Regions from separate parts of the Homo sapiens genome. Here all the other regions are linked to region 1. The links are chromatin contacts, found by Hi-C or POLR2A ChIA-PET in ENCODE. All regions are on one chromosome and are shown on one strand. The core of a region is the stretch at or near the end of the contact, and the rest is flanking DNA. Distances in the headings are between cores, read along the strand shown. Region 1 holds the start of PI4KA (phosphatidylinositol 4-kinase alpha). Region 2 holds the start of DGCR8 (DGCR8 microprocessor complex subunit). Region 3 holds the start of YPEL1 (yippee like 1). Region 4 overlaps UBE2L3 (ubiquitin conjugating enzyme E2 L3).

Evidence for each region. Hi-C counts contacts between places; a loop is a spot of excess contacts on that map. ChIA-PET counts read pairs that join two places held with the same protein, here RNA polymerase II (POLR2A). Pooled maps may share reads with other maps.
Region 2: a pooled map shows a loop between it and region 1 (9-fold over the local background). The contact joins the promoter of DGCR8 here to the promoter of PI4KA in region 1. A Hi-C loop is called at or near these places in 5 of 50 pooled maps. POLR2A ChIA-PET finds 5 or more read pairs at or near these places in 2 of 52 experiments (AG04449 and T-cell).
Region 3: a map of B cell shows a loop between it and region 1 (14-fold over the local background). The contact joins the promoter of YPEL1 here to the promoter of PI4KA in region 1. A Hi-C loop is called at or near these places in 2 of 168 maps with a recorded cell type or tissue (B cell and naive thymus-derived CD4-positive, alpha-beta T cell), 2 of 37 single-sample maps with no recorded cell type and 5 of 50 pooled maps.
Region 4: a map with no recorded cell type shows a loop between it and region 1 (9-fold over the local background). The contact joins the enhancer-like site here to the promoter of PI4KA in region 1. A Hi-C loop is called at or near these places in 1 of 37 single-sample maps with no recorded cell type and 1 of 50 pooled maps. POLR2A ChIA-PET finds 5 or more read pairs at or near these places in 1 of 52 experiments (BJ).

Annotation. Positions count from the first base shown.
Region 1 is chr22:20,856,813-20,860,143 of GRCh38, reverse strand. PI4KA (phosphatidylinositol 4-kinase alpha) reads left to right here and starts at 1,333. Exons shown (of 55, transcript NM_058004.4): 1 at 1,333-1,574. The coding sequence starts at 1,419. It overlaps SNAP29 (synaptosome associated protein 29), which reads right to left and starts at 1,137. Exons shown (of 5, transcript NM_004782.4): 1 at 797-1,137. The coding sequence starts at 1,033. RefSeq lists an enhancer at 406-1,215 and silencers at 895-1,654, 1,675-1,724.
Region 2 is chr22:20,078,260-20,081,881 of GRCh38, reverse strand. DGCR8 (DGCR8 microprocessor complex subunit) reads right to left here and starts at 1,641. Exons shown (of 14, transcript NM_022720.7): 1 at 1,499-1,641. RefSeq lists an enhancer at 823-882 and a silencer at 1,143-1,762.
Region 3 is chr22:21,734,087-21,737,395 of GRCh38, reverse strand. It overlaps YPEL1 (yippee like 1), which reads left to right and starts at 1,602. Exons shown (of 5, transcript NM_013313.5): 1 at 1,602-1,781. RefSeq lists silencers at 1,034-1,883, 1,904-1,953.
Region 4 is chr22:21,586,311-21,590,170 of GRCh38, reverse strand. The region is part of intron 1 of UBE2L3 (ubiquitin conjugating enzyme E2 L3); the gene reads right to left. Among named protein-coding and RNA genes, the nearest start is that of UBE2L3, 21 kb to the right of the region's middle. RefSeq lists a silencer at 1,955-2,014. Within about 2 kb of position 2,115, at least 4 of the 41 ENCODE cell types and tissues checked have a DNase peak (open chromatin) inside an H3K27ac peak, as active enhancers do.

The DNA.
Region 1 (3,331 bases), core at 84-2,583:
CCTGAGCTCAGGCGATCCGACGCCTAGGCCTCCCAAAGTGCTGGGATTACAGGCGTGAGTCACTGCGCTCGGCCAGAATAATTGTTATTGAAGGTACTACTCTCTGAAATCTAAGGATGGGAAGAACTGATGAAGATGAGTTGGAGCAACAAACTCTTAACCCGCACACTATTTGTCTAGGATTTGGGAAGTAAAGGTAAGACCCTGGACTCAATCAAACCCAGGCTTTGGTCAACTAGGCAGCTGTCTGGGCTGAAGGGACTTCAATACCTCTATTGGTTGGTTAGGTGGAGATGTCAATGATGCGGGAAGAACTCGTGGACCACCTGCCCTGATGCTTCAGGGTATCACCTGACACTCGCAGGCACATAGTCCTCTCTTTCTGGCTCACTCCGGAAGGAATGGCCAAAACCCTGTGCCAGATTTTGCACAGGAAATAATGTCGAAGAAACGGACTCTCCATTTCCCAAACCTAGGACCTGCTGTTCAGAATTTTTACTCACCTGGACAGAAAATAATCTGGCGTTTCCCCGTGAGCTAGGCGTAAGAAAAAAAAAATCAACGAAGCAGACTAATAGCTAAGGAAGATTTCTGGGGTAAACTGCCCTCTTCAAGTACTCCAGATGCACATACCTTTACATAGTTAACAGATTGTTACCACCATCGAGTCACTAAGGTGCAAGAATCTATGCTAGGCAACTTGAGAATTCTCAAAAGATTGTGAGCAAAACATTTCTCGTCTCCGTTTGACAGCACAGAGACCGGCGAGTCCACACCAGCCCTGCCCCAGGCTCACCTCGGAAGAGGCGACCCCAACCTTCTCGGACTCGTACATGAGGGCCAGGGACCTGCTGGTGCTGGCGGCCGTGGCCTCAGCCCTGCGGAGGACCTCCTGCCGCAAGTACTGCTGCCTGTCCGCGGGCGCGTCGGGCCCGTCGGGGAGGTCTCGGGCGTCCCTCCAAGGGGCCGGCCGGGCGCCTTCGTCCTCCCCGTCGTCGTCGAACGGATTGTAGCTTTTAGGGTAAGCTGACATGGTGCCGGCGCGGCTCTCGGTCTGGGAAACAGAAGGAGGAGCCCCACTGCCGCCGCCGTCCAGGGCCTCGCCCCGCCCGCCGACCCCGCGGTCGTCGCGCGAACTCCTTCCGCGCGTCGCGCGCAGGTGGCCCCGCCCTCGGAGCCGACCATCGCGCAGGTCGGCTGGGGGGGGCCCACATCCGGCGCGCGCAACCGCAGCCTACTGTCCATCCCCTCTCTCCCCTGCAGCGGTGGGCCCGCCCCGCAGCCACGCCCTATCTAGTGTCAGCAACTGAGAGGTCACGTGGCGGGAAAGCCGGATGCACCTACGCCTGCGCCCTGAGGTCGGGCGCTCGCGGGCCAGGAGCGGGGAGCCGGCGGGCAGCGCCGCGGCTCGTGAGGTGATGGCGGCGGCCCCGGCCCGGGGAGGCGGAGGCGGAGGCGGAGGCGGCGGCGGCTGCTCCGGCTCCGGCTCCAGCGCCTCGCGGGGCTTCTATTTCAACACGGTCCTGTCACTGGCCCGCTCCCTGGCGGTGCAGAGACCAGCATCCTTGGAGAAGGTAACGTCGGCGGGCTGGGCCGCGGGCTGACAGGAGGAGGGGCTGGGGTGACGAAGCGTGGAGGCGGGACGAGGGTCTGTGGGAGGCCGAGGCTGGGCTCGCCGGCAGCCTGTGCGGGAGGGGGCGCCTGAGCGGAGGGATCTAGCGGGGGAAGGAGGCCCTAGTGGGAGGGGCTGGTGAAGAGAGAGGGACCGTGGGGGAAGGGTCGGCGGGGCCTGCAGGGCCGCTGCAGGTGGGTGGTTGTGGGATGGGGGTGGGGGATGTGAGCTGCTGGCCCAGGGAGCATCTTGTGACATCGCGGAGGTGGAGGCTGGATCGTGGGCGGCTGTGCGGAGCAGTGGGATGAGCCGAGGACCAGGGGTCAAGACCTGGGGTTCTGCTTCCGATTTCACCTGCTTTTTATTCCGCGACCTTGGGAAGATGGCTTTCTTGTAAAATGGGGATGCTTTTATCTGCTTTGCCGGCTTCACCGGACTGTGGTGACCAGGAGACGAAACACTGTCTTGAAAGTGCTTTGTGACTGTAAACCAACTGCGCAGTGTTATTCTACGAGGCTGGGGGCGTTAGGTTGGGTAAAAGATTGTGCGTTTGCAGAAGGGACAGTGGCAGGGAAAGGAGAGTGAACTGTCAGTGGGCAGAGAAGTGAACTTGGAATTGCTTCAGAAGAGAAAGGTGAAGTCATGCCAGAGCAATCCTCATCTTGGGAGAAAGGTGAAAGGCAACTCAGTGGTGTGCCTTGAGATCTGGAAAGAGACAGATTTTAGAGTGGGACCTGAATTTGTTCCCTGCACTGGCACTTACTTACCATGTCCTCTTGGGTAAATTTAACTCTTAGAGCCTCTGTATCCTTATCTGTAAAATGAGGTTGTTCTTGAGAATTAAATGAGTTCTAGCATAAAGCATCTTGCACAGGTCAAGGCACAGAGTGGGTGAGCAGTAAATGTCAACTTTCTTTGCCCACCCGTGTGCGATGAGACTCAGCACAGTGTTTAGCTCTGAAAGGATGGAATTATTTTCCCACTCAACTTTTTGGCACATGGAGAGAGGATGTTTTCCGACAAGATAAGACAGTGGTGACCGGAGACCAGCCTGCTGCAGTTGGGAGTGGTTTTGTGGCTGTCTGCTGATGGATGAAGCTGAAAGGCTGTTTTAGGCACTTTTGGCAGAGTGACCTGGTCCTTGGCCTTGTCGGTTCTCATATTTGATTTTATCATGCACCTTCGGGGTGAGAAGGTCCCGGCAGATTGGTGCTAACCTGACTTCTAGCTAAAGAGGGAGTACAATGCAATGGAAAGGACATGAGTTTGGAAAATGGAACCTCTGAATTTAAATCCTGTATCACTTGCTTTCACTAGTGTGACTCTAGACAGGTCAGTTCCCTTCTCTGATACTTTGCTATCTTCTGTCAAATACAAGGTAGTACTTCATAGGAGTATTGTGAAGAGCAACAAAAAGGCACGTGGGTACCTAATGTATGAGCACTGTTATCATTAGATAGTCTGACTAATGGAGTGTAGTGCTGTTTTATTGAATCAAACTCATGCTAGCTAGTCAGCACATTCGCTTCTTAGCAGGAGAGCCAACAAATATATCTTATGACTGATTGCTGGATTCTGGGAGGAGAGAGAAGAGAATGCAGTGAATTGGATGATCTTTAAGAAGCTGGTCCTGCAGCTCCAGCAGTGGTAGCACCCTTTCCACTCAGTAACTCAGAAAAGGGCACCTTGAGCTCAATTTGCTTCTTCAGCCATGTTCAC
Region 2 (3,622 bases), core at 392-2,891, 780 kb after region 1:
GGCCTCCTTAGGACTGCATGAAGGTGTAAGAAAGAGAGGAATCAAAGGGACTTTAGATAGGCCAAGGAATGTTTTGGCATGGGTGAAGATTTGAGTTTGGTTTGGATATGGCTACTTGGCGCCAAAGTAACACATGGAGATATGGAAGAGGTGGCCAGAAACACCAGGCTGGAAATCAGAAGAGAGGCCAGGGCTGGAGCTGTGAAGATGTCAAGGAAAGCTGGCATTAAAGTCAGGAGGCTGGGTGACATCACAAAGGAGAGGGCTACAACAAGAGAGTCTAAGACTGGGCAAGCCAGCCAGAAGCACATTTCCTACCCCAAGGTCACGGTGAGACTACAAAACAACCCCTGGGAAGTGCTCCACACAGCGCCTGGCCGCAAAGGGCTCAAAGGGGAGCTCTCTGCCCGTAGGCCTCCCCACTGCTCCAGCTGACCAAACACCGCATGCAAACCCTGCCTTGCCAACAGGACTATCGGACAGGAACGGGCTCACGGCAAGCTCCCCTGGACCCTTGGCACGGGGAGAAAACCCGTACACTTGGACAGCACCCTTCCTCCTAGCCCACTTGCTGTGTTGGCTAACAGAGGCACTGGCTGTGACGGGCCAGCACCAGTGCCAGCGCCATGGAGGCTGCCTTTTGGTCAAGTCTCTCCCGCTGCAGCCTCCCGCCCAACCCAGCGGCAGTATGACCTCATCCGTTCCTTTTGTCATCCTCCAACAGGCCTCATATCCCGCACTTAGAGGCAACACTGGGTACCCCGGGCTGGCCATTCACTCCCTTTTGTGAGTGAAGGCCTGCAGCAGGGTTTGGGCCACTCCCACAGCTGGGAGTCTAGTCTGGCCAGGAAACAGTGGATCCTCGCCTGGTGGTTGGCCTCGAACAGTCGACAGCCAAAGACAGGACTGCCGTGCAGGAACAAGGTACATGCAAGCATGCAAAAAGGCAAATCAGACTCCTGCCACAAGAAACCCAAGTCCATCGGTTGACACCAGACAGGCATCACTGTCAACAGGTTGCCACCTTCCATTTATTTCCGCCATGCTCATTGTTACAATAAAACCGTATCCCAATTATCTACGTGACACTCAACCCGTGAGCATTCTGTGGACAAAAAGACTTAGGCGACTTCTTGGATTTCCCAAACTGTGTTAAAGCCGGCAGGGTCCCAGGCGAGCACTGGCCCTGTCCACACCTTTCCCGCCTGAAGGCGATGCTAGGCTTCGGGCCCTCCGGGAGAGGAGCCTCTTTACCCGGGCGGACAGCGACGAGAGTCGGCAACGCCTGGGCCCGGGGCCCGCCCCCCAGCCCCGGAGGCGTCCCCACCCCGCGCTCTCCACCGCCCGCGGCCATGTTGCCTCACAAAGGCCGGGCTCCGCGCCCCCGCCCCGCCCGCGGCCTCGGTCCCGGAGGGAGGCGGGAGGGAAGGGCGCGCCCTCGCGCAGGCCGCGGCGCCCGCCCAACCGCCCGCGGGCGCCCCTCGCGCCCCGCACCTACCTGAGGCGCCCGCGGGCTGCCCAAGCCGCCCGCAGCCAAACCACAGCCGGGAAAGCCTCACCGACCGACCGCCGCAGCCATCTGGAAAGCCTGTCCAGGCTCTCCGGTCGCCGGCACCCGCCTGCCGCGCCGGGCGAGCGGAGGGCGGGCCTTCGCGGCGTGCGGCCAATCCCCGCGCGCGGCCGCCCCGCATTGGGGGAGCCGCAGAGCGCGCTGCGGAGGCCGCCAATCGGCGGCGCGTAGCGCGTGTGTCCGCCGCGCGCGGCCCAATAGCGCGGCCGCGCGGGAGGGACCAGGCGCCCAGGCCGCGGTCGCGCTAACAGTCGCTGCCCAGGCGGGGCTCGCTGGACTGAGGGCGGCGGCCGCGAGGAGCGCCGGGAACGGGAAGCACCGGGAATGCCGGGAGCAGGGGAGCGCGGGAAGCTCGGGGAGCGCGGGGAATGCCGGGAACAGGGAGCGCGGAGTACGCCGGGAGCGGACACGCAGACGGGCCACCTTCGGTGGACACTGCAGAAGAGACCGTGCACACACAGGCGTTACACAACCCTGTTAAAAGCATCACTGTATCAGACATCATCATTTATAAAGAACGCGTGTGCTCAACTGTCTGGCGCTGTCCCCTTTGCTAATACAGGATTTCCAAAACAGGGAGGGTTCGGCCGGGCACGGTGGTTCGGCCGGGCACGGTGGCTTGCGCCTGTAATCCCAGAGTTTTGGGAGGTCGAGTCAGGAGGATTACTTGAGCCCAGGAGTTCGAGACCAGCCTGGCTAACATAGTGAGAGCCCAGTATCTACAAATTTTCTTTCTTTTTTTTTTTTTTTTTGAGGCGGTGTCTCGCTTTGTCTCCCAGGCTGGGGTGCAGTGGCGCGATCTCAGCTCACTGCAACCTTTGCCTCCCGGATTCAAGCGATTCTCCTGGCTCACCCACCCGAGTAACTGGGATTACAGGCGCCCACCACCACGCCCGGCTAATTTTTATATTTTTGGTAGAGACGGGGTTTCACCATGTTGGCCAGGCTGGTATCAAACTCCTGGCCTCAATTGATCTGCCCGCCTCGGCCTCCCAAAGTGCTGGGATTACAGGCATGAGCCACCGCGCCGGGCCCAAAATTATTTTTAATTAGCCGCGTGGTGGCGGGCGCCTGTGGTCCGAGCTACTCGGGAGGCTGAGGTGGAAGGATCACCTGAGTCCAGGAGTTCCAGGCTGCAGTGATCCGAGATAGCACCACTTTCACTCTAGCCTGGGCGGCAGAGTGAGACTCCGTCTCAAAAAAAAAAAAAAAAAAAAGGAAAACGAGGGTCTGAGTAAGTGAGGGTACAGCTCTTCCTTAGACTAGCTTTCCTGTCAATAAATGTGGAAGGAATAGTGGAAATAGAAAAATTTTCCACTGGGTAGCCACCCCAATAATAGCTGCTGTAGACGAAAATCTTGAGTGATAAAAATAGTGGGCCGGGCCCTGTGGCTCACGCCTGTAACCCCAGTACTTTGGGAGGCCGAAGCAGGCGGATCACCTGAGCTCAAGAGTTCCACACCAGCTTGGGCAACGTGGCGAAACCTTATCTCTACTGAAAATACAAAAAGTAGCCAGGCGTGGTAGCAGGCACCTGTAATCCCAGCTACTCGGGAGGCTGAGGCAGGAGAATCGCTTGAACCCGGGAGGTGGAGGTTGCAATGATCTGAGATCGGGCCACTGCACTCCAACCTGGGTGACAGAACGAGACCGTCTCCAGAAAAAATAGTGAGCAAGGCCAGGCACAGTGGCTCATGCGTGTAATCCCAGCACTTTGGGAGGCCGAGGCGGGCGGATCACTTGAGGTTAGGAGTTCGAGACCAGCCTGACCAACATGGTGAAACCCTGTCTCTACTATAAATACAAAAAAAAATAGCAGGGCTTGGTGGCAGGTGCCTGTTGTCCCAGCTACGGAGGCTGAAGCTGGAGAATTGCTTGAACCTGGGAGGCAGGAGTTGCAGTGAGCCAAGATCCAGCCACTGCACTCCAGCATGGGCAACAGAACGAGACTCGGTCCCCGGCCCCCAACCCCCTACAAAAAAATTAGGCCAGGCACAGTGGCTTACGCCTGTAATCCCAGCACTTTGGGAGGCCGAGGCGGGTGGGTCACGA
Region 3 (3,309 bases), core at 353-2,852, 880 kb before region 1:
ACTAAAAATACAAAAATTAGCCGGGCCTAGTGGCGGGCAACTGTAGTCTCAGCTACTGGGGAGGCTGAGGCAGGAGAATCGCTTGAGCCCAGGAGGAGGAGGTTGCAGTGAGCCAAGCTCACACCACTGCACTCCAGCCTGGGCGACACAGCGAGACTCCTGTCTCAAGGAAAAAAAAAAAAAAAAAAAAAAAGGCAACATCCAGCCACAATCTAAGTTATGAGTCAGGTGTACATTTAGCGACTTGAAGAGATCTTTACATACACAGTGGGTTGCAGAAAACAAGAGAATACGTCCAGAGGACGCTGATAACAATGTTATATACATTGTGACCTCAATAGAGGTTTTGTTGTTTTCTTGGTTTTTTTCTTTTCTTTTTTTTTTTTTTTGTTCAAGAGGAAGGGTCTCGCTCTGTCACCCAGTCTGGAGTGCAGTAGCGCGATCATGGCTCACTGAGGCCTCGACCTCCTGGGCTCAAGTGATCCTCCCGCCTCAGCCTCACAGGTAGCTGGGACTACAGGTGTGCACCACCATGCCTAATTTCTTTCTTTTTTTTTTTTTGGTACAGTGTCTCACTATGTTGCCCAGGCTGCTCTTGAACTCCTGGGCTCAAATGATCCTCCTGCCTCGGCCTCCCAAAGTACTGGAATTACAGGCGTGAGCCACCACACCCAGCCTTCAAATATATATATTCAAATAATACATATCTATTTTCAAATAATATATATTTTTTTAAAGAAGGGATACGGAACCAAGAAAACAGTGACATTAGAGGCGTGGGGGTGGCGCAGGCTGCCGGGGCGTCGGGAGCACTACCCAGAGGAAGGGGCTTTCTGTAGGGTCTGACGCGGCAGTCCTGGAGCAGAGCGAGGGGCCAGACGCAGACCCGGGGGGTCCTCCGTGGCGAGGGGGTCCTAGGGGGTTAGGTCCTTGGGTTCAGAGAGGGTGGTGGGGACGGGACAGCACGGACGACCGCATTCTGGGGACCCGGCCGCGGAGGGGTCCGGCCAAGGCGGGCCCTGGTCAGGCGCACACAAGCTCGCCTCGGCCTCCACGTCCGTCCCCTACAACGCGGCCGACCGCGCGGACGGGCGGTACGTGCACGGCGCTGGACGAGGAGGCTGCGCGCAAGCTCGCCTCAGCCTCTGGAGCTGCGGGCCCTGCACGCCCTCGGCCCATCCCCGCGAGCCGGAGGAACGAGTGACCACCACCGCCAGCCCCGCCGGCCGAGTGTCCCTGCCCAGCCAGCCTGCGTCCGAGCGCGGCGCTCCTCGCGGAACCCGCCCCTGCTCTCGCCCCGCCCCGCGCGGCCCCGCCCCCGTGTCCCTCGGCCCTTACAGGCTGGCTCCGAGGCCGCGCCCGGCGGGTCAGCCAATGGGAGTGCGGCGCGCCCCGCGGCACGTGGGCTCCTGCCCGTCCCGGCCGGGTGCGAGCTGGCGGAGCTCCTTGGCCCGGAGCGCGCGGGGCGGGGGCGCGCGGGGCAGGCGGGACGCGGGGCGGAACGGAGGCAGGATGGGGGCGGGGCGCTGGCGACATGGCGCGCTGATTGGCCGGCGCCGCGCTCCAAGGCTGTTAACGGCGTCTGGGCCGGGCTACGGCTCCAAAACAAAGGGCAGGCGGCCCGCGGGGCGGCGGCGGGAGGATGCCTCGCGCCCTGCCTAGGCGTTAACGGCCTCAGCGCGTCCCGGGCCGCGCCGGGAACGCCTGAGAGCCGAGCCCGCGCTGACCGGGGCCCGGGCCGGATGGGCGCTGCGGGCCGGGGCGCGGACCGCGGAGCGGCCGTGAGTACGGGCGGGCCTGGCTGCAGCTGCGCGGGCGGTTACTTTGTGGCCACCCAAGGATACTGTGGCTGCGGGCGGGCCCGGGAAGCACCTGTTGGGCGTCCGGGCGGGCGGGGGCGCGAGCAGGGCGGGCCTGTGACTTTTTTGTTCCGTTTTGGATTTTGATTTGTTGATATTGGGCTCACTCCGTTTTGGCACAGACAACAACGCCTAATCTTTGATTCCCCCGCCGTTTCTTCTCTCCACCTCCCCCGCTGTCCCTCTTCTCCCGCCCCGCCGTGAAAAGATAGGGAAAATGGACAAGATCCCTGATTTTTGGATTTTCCTTCCTTAAAAAATACAGCCTCAACTGGGCAAGGAAATGAGGGCAAAAGAGGTCTCCTAGGAATGTTTATCAGAAAGGCGGAAAAGCTTTTCAAGTAGCCACATAAAGATCATGACTAAAATGGAGCGTCCTCGGTATTTACCACTTGTGGCATAGGTTTCGTTAACAGAGATTGCAAAAGCCTGAGCTTCAGAGATCTAAACAGGGTCCGCCTCCCCCATGCTTGGCTCTGATTGACATCTTTGATGTCCAAATTATGTGCTGAATTCTAAGGATGGAAAAAAGGCTGAGATTCTATTTTAGGCAGATAATGAACATGGAAGACATCAATTTCCCCGCCCCACGCTTTTTCTGTTCCGTTGCATTTCTTCTTCCTCTATCTAAAACATACCCACCTTAACCTGATGTTTCCTTTGCTAAGAATGTTATTCTTCCCACCCACCAGCCCCTGACACTCCTAATTCCCTACTCAGGTCCCAAGACTAGGTTTACCACCACTGGGGAGACTTTCCAGGCACCTCACCTGAGCAAGCTATAGATGTGACAAATGTTTGCTGAGCCCCTGCCAGGTGCCAGGAGCTGTGCTTAATCCTGATGTCATTTTGTCTTACAATCATGCACTGGTCCCCCTCAGGGCTCTTGCGAGGCAATGGTAGTGGCATGTTTGAGGAATAAGAGGATCTCCAGGACCTTCATGGTGTTTCCTCTTGGGCCCTACAGGGTAGAGTCTCATCTACTTGTGGGAACCCCTACGGGTTGGGCCCATATTGAGCATTTATATAATAACTGAGCGCTCTTAATTACCAATCTGAGCAATAGTCTTCTTTTAAAATAACTTCTTATTTTGGAAAAACTTTAAATTTACATAAAGGTTGCAAAGATAGTACAGACAATCCCAATATATCCTACACCCAGTGCTCCCTATCCTTACCCCATCCTACACTGCTGTGGTACACTTGCCAATATGAAAAACACCTGGGTGCATTCTTGTCACTAAACTGTGGGTATTAAGCCTTTTCACCTTTGAATCACTGTAATTTATAAAGCCATTTCTCTGTTTGTTTCTTTGTTTGAGACAGGGTCTCACTCTTGCTCAGGATGGAGTGCAGTGGCACAAACACGACTCACTGCAACCTCCACATCCTGAGCCCAAGTGATCCTCTTGCCTCAGCCTCCCATGTAGCTAGGACTACAGGTGCACAC
Region 4 (3,860 bases), core at 866-3,365, 730 kb before region 1:
AAGGTAAATTTCACAAGAATTATAAAAATATGGCAAGATGGAACTCAACTGTAACATGAGAGTGAAAAACTGTATCTTGCTCAAGAAAAAGGAGAGGAAGCAGTCAGTGAGGAGCACTAAGGGCAGGGGTGCAGAAAGGACACTTACTGGTGCTTTGGTATCAAGGAGATCCAGGGGATCCACAGACAAAGATAAAAGAAATACTGCCATGGGAGTGAGCCACACACCTGGCCAGAAAGAAGAATGGGCAACCCTGAGGATGCTAATGACAGCAGGGTTGGGAAGCTCAGAGAATCCTAAGTAGGGTTATCACATAAACTCCCAACTTACCTTGCCGTCAAGTTAAGCTCTCCAAAGACAGAAAAGGCAACCTCCTTTACATGATTCTAACCAACAAGGAAGAACTGATTATAAGGCAAAAGTGAGAGAAACAGGCAAACAAACAAACAGGCCCTGACATCTTCAGAGAATGATGAGCATACCATAGTAGAAAGTTTCTCAACAGGGTGTTGCTGGCATCCAGATACGACTCTGCACTTGAGCCTCCCAAGCCCTTACCCTGAGACAGATGCCAGGCACTGTGACCAACCCACCCCAATTTCCCAACATCCTCTACAGCTTCTACTGAGAACCACGGGCACTATGAGTGGCCAGGATGCTAAAAGACCTGCACTGCACAAGACGGTCCTGTGGACAGAAACTATTTAGCCCAAAATGCCAATCATGCCGGGCGCAGTGGTTCACGCCTGTAATCCCAGCATTTCGGGAGGCCGAGGTGGGCGGATCACGAGGTCAGGAGATCAAGACCATCCTGGCTAACATGGTGAAACCCCGTCTCTATTAAAAATACAAAAAAAATTAGCCGGGCATGGTGGCGGGCGCCTGTAGTCCCAGCTACTCGGGAGGCTGAGGCAGGAGAAAGGCGTGAACCCAGGAGGCAGAGCTTGCAGTCAGCCAAGATTGCGCCACTGCACTCCAGCCTGGGTGACAGAGCGAGACTCCGTCTCAAAAAAAAAAAAAAAAAAAAATTCCAATCATGCCTCCACTGAGGAAAACAACTTCAAGAAGATAAATTCAGGCCAGGCGCAGTGGTTCACACCTGTAATCCCAGCATTTTGGGAGGCCAAGGCAGGCAGACTGCTTGAGCCCAGGAATTCAAGACCAGCCTGGCCAACATGGCAAAACACTGTCTCCACTAAAAAAAATACAGCCCGGGTGCAGTGGCTCACGCCTGTAATCCCAACACTTTAAGAGGCCAAGGCAGGTAGATCACGAGGTCAGGAGTTCAAGACCAGCCTGGCCAAGATGGTGAAACCCCGTCTCTACTAAAAATACAAAAAATTAGCCGGGCGTGGTGGCAGGCACCTATAATCCCAGCTACTTGGGAGGCTGAGGCAGAGAACTGCTTGAACCCAGGAGGCGGAGGTTGTAGTGAGCCAAGATTGCGCCACTGCACTCCAGCCTGAGTGACAGAGCAAGACTCTGTCTCAAAAATAAATAAATAAAAATAAAAAATAAAAAAAAGTAGCCAGGCATGGTGGTACATGCCTGTGGTCCCAGCTACTTGGGAGGCTGAGAGGTGAAAGCGGAAGAATCACCTGAGCCCTGGCAGTCAAGGCTGTGCAGTGAGTCAAGATTACAACCACTGCACTCCAGCCAGGGCAACTAGAGTGAGACCCTATCTCAAAAAAAAAAAAAAAAAAAAAAGAAAGAAGAAAAATTGGAATCATTCAGAGATCAGTTCCATCTGAATATCTGAGACTCAAAAGGCCAGATGACTCAAACCCTCAAGATGGTTGTAAACCCTCAAGCAAAACTGTGCCCCGATAACTGAGAATGGTCCTGACAGTGAAGAATTAGGGAAGGAATTGAAGGAAACCAATGTAAATTCCAAGAAGTGGAATTCAAAAGGATGTTACAAATGACAGAAGAAAGGACCTGATAAAAACCGCAAGAGCAGCCCAGCTCTAGAACAGAGTTAGGAAGACCAAAGCCAAGAATGACAGATGCTTACAAATAACACTCCCACAAAGGTTTGTTTCAGTTCTGCTCAGAGCAAGAAGCAACCCAAGTCAGCTGCTCAGGGCTGATGGTGCAGTGCTGACAAAGAGAGAGTTCAAGGGAAAGCACCAGGCAGCTCACACATTCCTTCTCTTGATGGGGACAGCAGGCTTCCCAACCAGGGCAGGTGGTGCAGGAGAAAGAGAGCAATGCTTCTCAGAATGAGGTCCACTTCGGAGCCCAAGTAGACTTCAGTGTATAGAGGGGAACTGAAAAAGCCCAGGGGTGCCACCCAGCTCCTGAAAATGGAAAACACCCATGCCCCAAACTCAACCCCAGAGAGCTTGATGCCCACTCCAGGGCAAAGTGTGAAGCATGGCAGAGAGGGATGGTTACTTAACAGCTTTGCAAGCACTAACAGGAGAGATGGGCCCTGGGCCCCAGCAGAAGGCCACGGACTCAAGTCCTGAGAGGAGATGGGAGAACAGGACACTGCTGTATATAGCCAGTGCTCAGTCACACAGCTCAGATGTACACACCTGCGTCTTGGCAAAGCAGTTAACAAAGTTCCTCTTTTGCTTCTTTTTGGGGTCTACAATGAGGCCTAGAAAACTGTTCAAAATCTCCCCAGGTAACCCTCACACAAGGCCAGGTTTCAGAACCCCTCAGGAGCCACTAATCAAGAAATCTAGGCGAGGCGCGGTGGCTCACACCTGTAATCCCAGCACTTTGGGAGGCCAAGGCGGGTGGATCACGAGGTCAGGAGATCGAGACCACATGGTGAAACCCCGTCTCTACTAAAAATACAAAAATTAGGTGGACATGGTGGCGCCTGCCTGTAGTCCCGGCTACTCGGGAGGCTGAGGCAGGAGAATAGCTTGAACCAGGGAGTCGGAGGTTGCAGTGAGCCGAGATCGCGCCACTGCACTCCAGCCTGGTGACAGAGCAAGACTTCGTCTCAAAAAAAAAAGGAATCTATGCCAGCGCCAGGCGTGGTGGTTCATGCCTGTAATCCCAGCATTTTGGGAGGCCAAAGCAGGTGGATCACTTGAGGCCAGGAGTTTGAGACCAGCCTGGCTGACATGGTGAAACCCCATCTCTACTAAAAATACAAAAATTAGCCAGGCATAGGGGTGCATGCCTGTAGTTCCAGCTACTCGGGAGGCTGAGGCATGAGAATTGCTTGAACAAGTGAGACAGAGGTTGCCGTGAGCCAAGATCACACCATTGTACTCCAACTCCAGCCTGGGCGACAGAGCGAGAACCTATCTTAAAAAAAAAAAAAAAAAAAAAAGGCCGGGCACAGTGGCTCACACCTGTAATTCCAACGCTTCAACACTCTGGGAGGCTGAGGCGGGTGGATCACTTGAGGACAGGAGTTTGAGAGCAGCCTGGCCGACATGGTAAAACACTGTCTCTACTAAAAATACAAAAATTAGCCGGGCATGGTGGTTGACTCCTGTATTCCCAGCTACTTGGGAGGGTGAGGTTGGAGAATCACTGGAATCCGGGAGGTGGAGGTTGTGGTAAGCTGCAATCACACCACTGCACTTGAGCCTGGGTGACAGAGCAAGACTCCGTTTAAAAAAAAAAAAAAAAGGCTGGGTGCAGTGGCTCAAGCCTGTAATCCCAGCACTTTGGGAGGCCGAGGTGGGCGGATCACTTGAGGTCAGGAGTTTGAGAACCAGCCCGGCCAACAAGGTGAAACCTCATCTCTACTAAAAATACAAAAATTAGCTGGGCATGGTGGCGTGCACCTATATATAGTCTCAGCTACTCGGGAGGCTGAGGCAGGAGAATCGCTTGAACCTGGGAAGTGGAGGTTGCAGTGAGCTGAGATCACGCCAGTGCACTCCAGC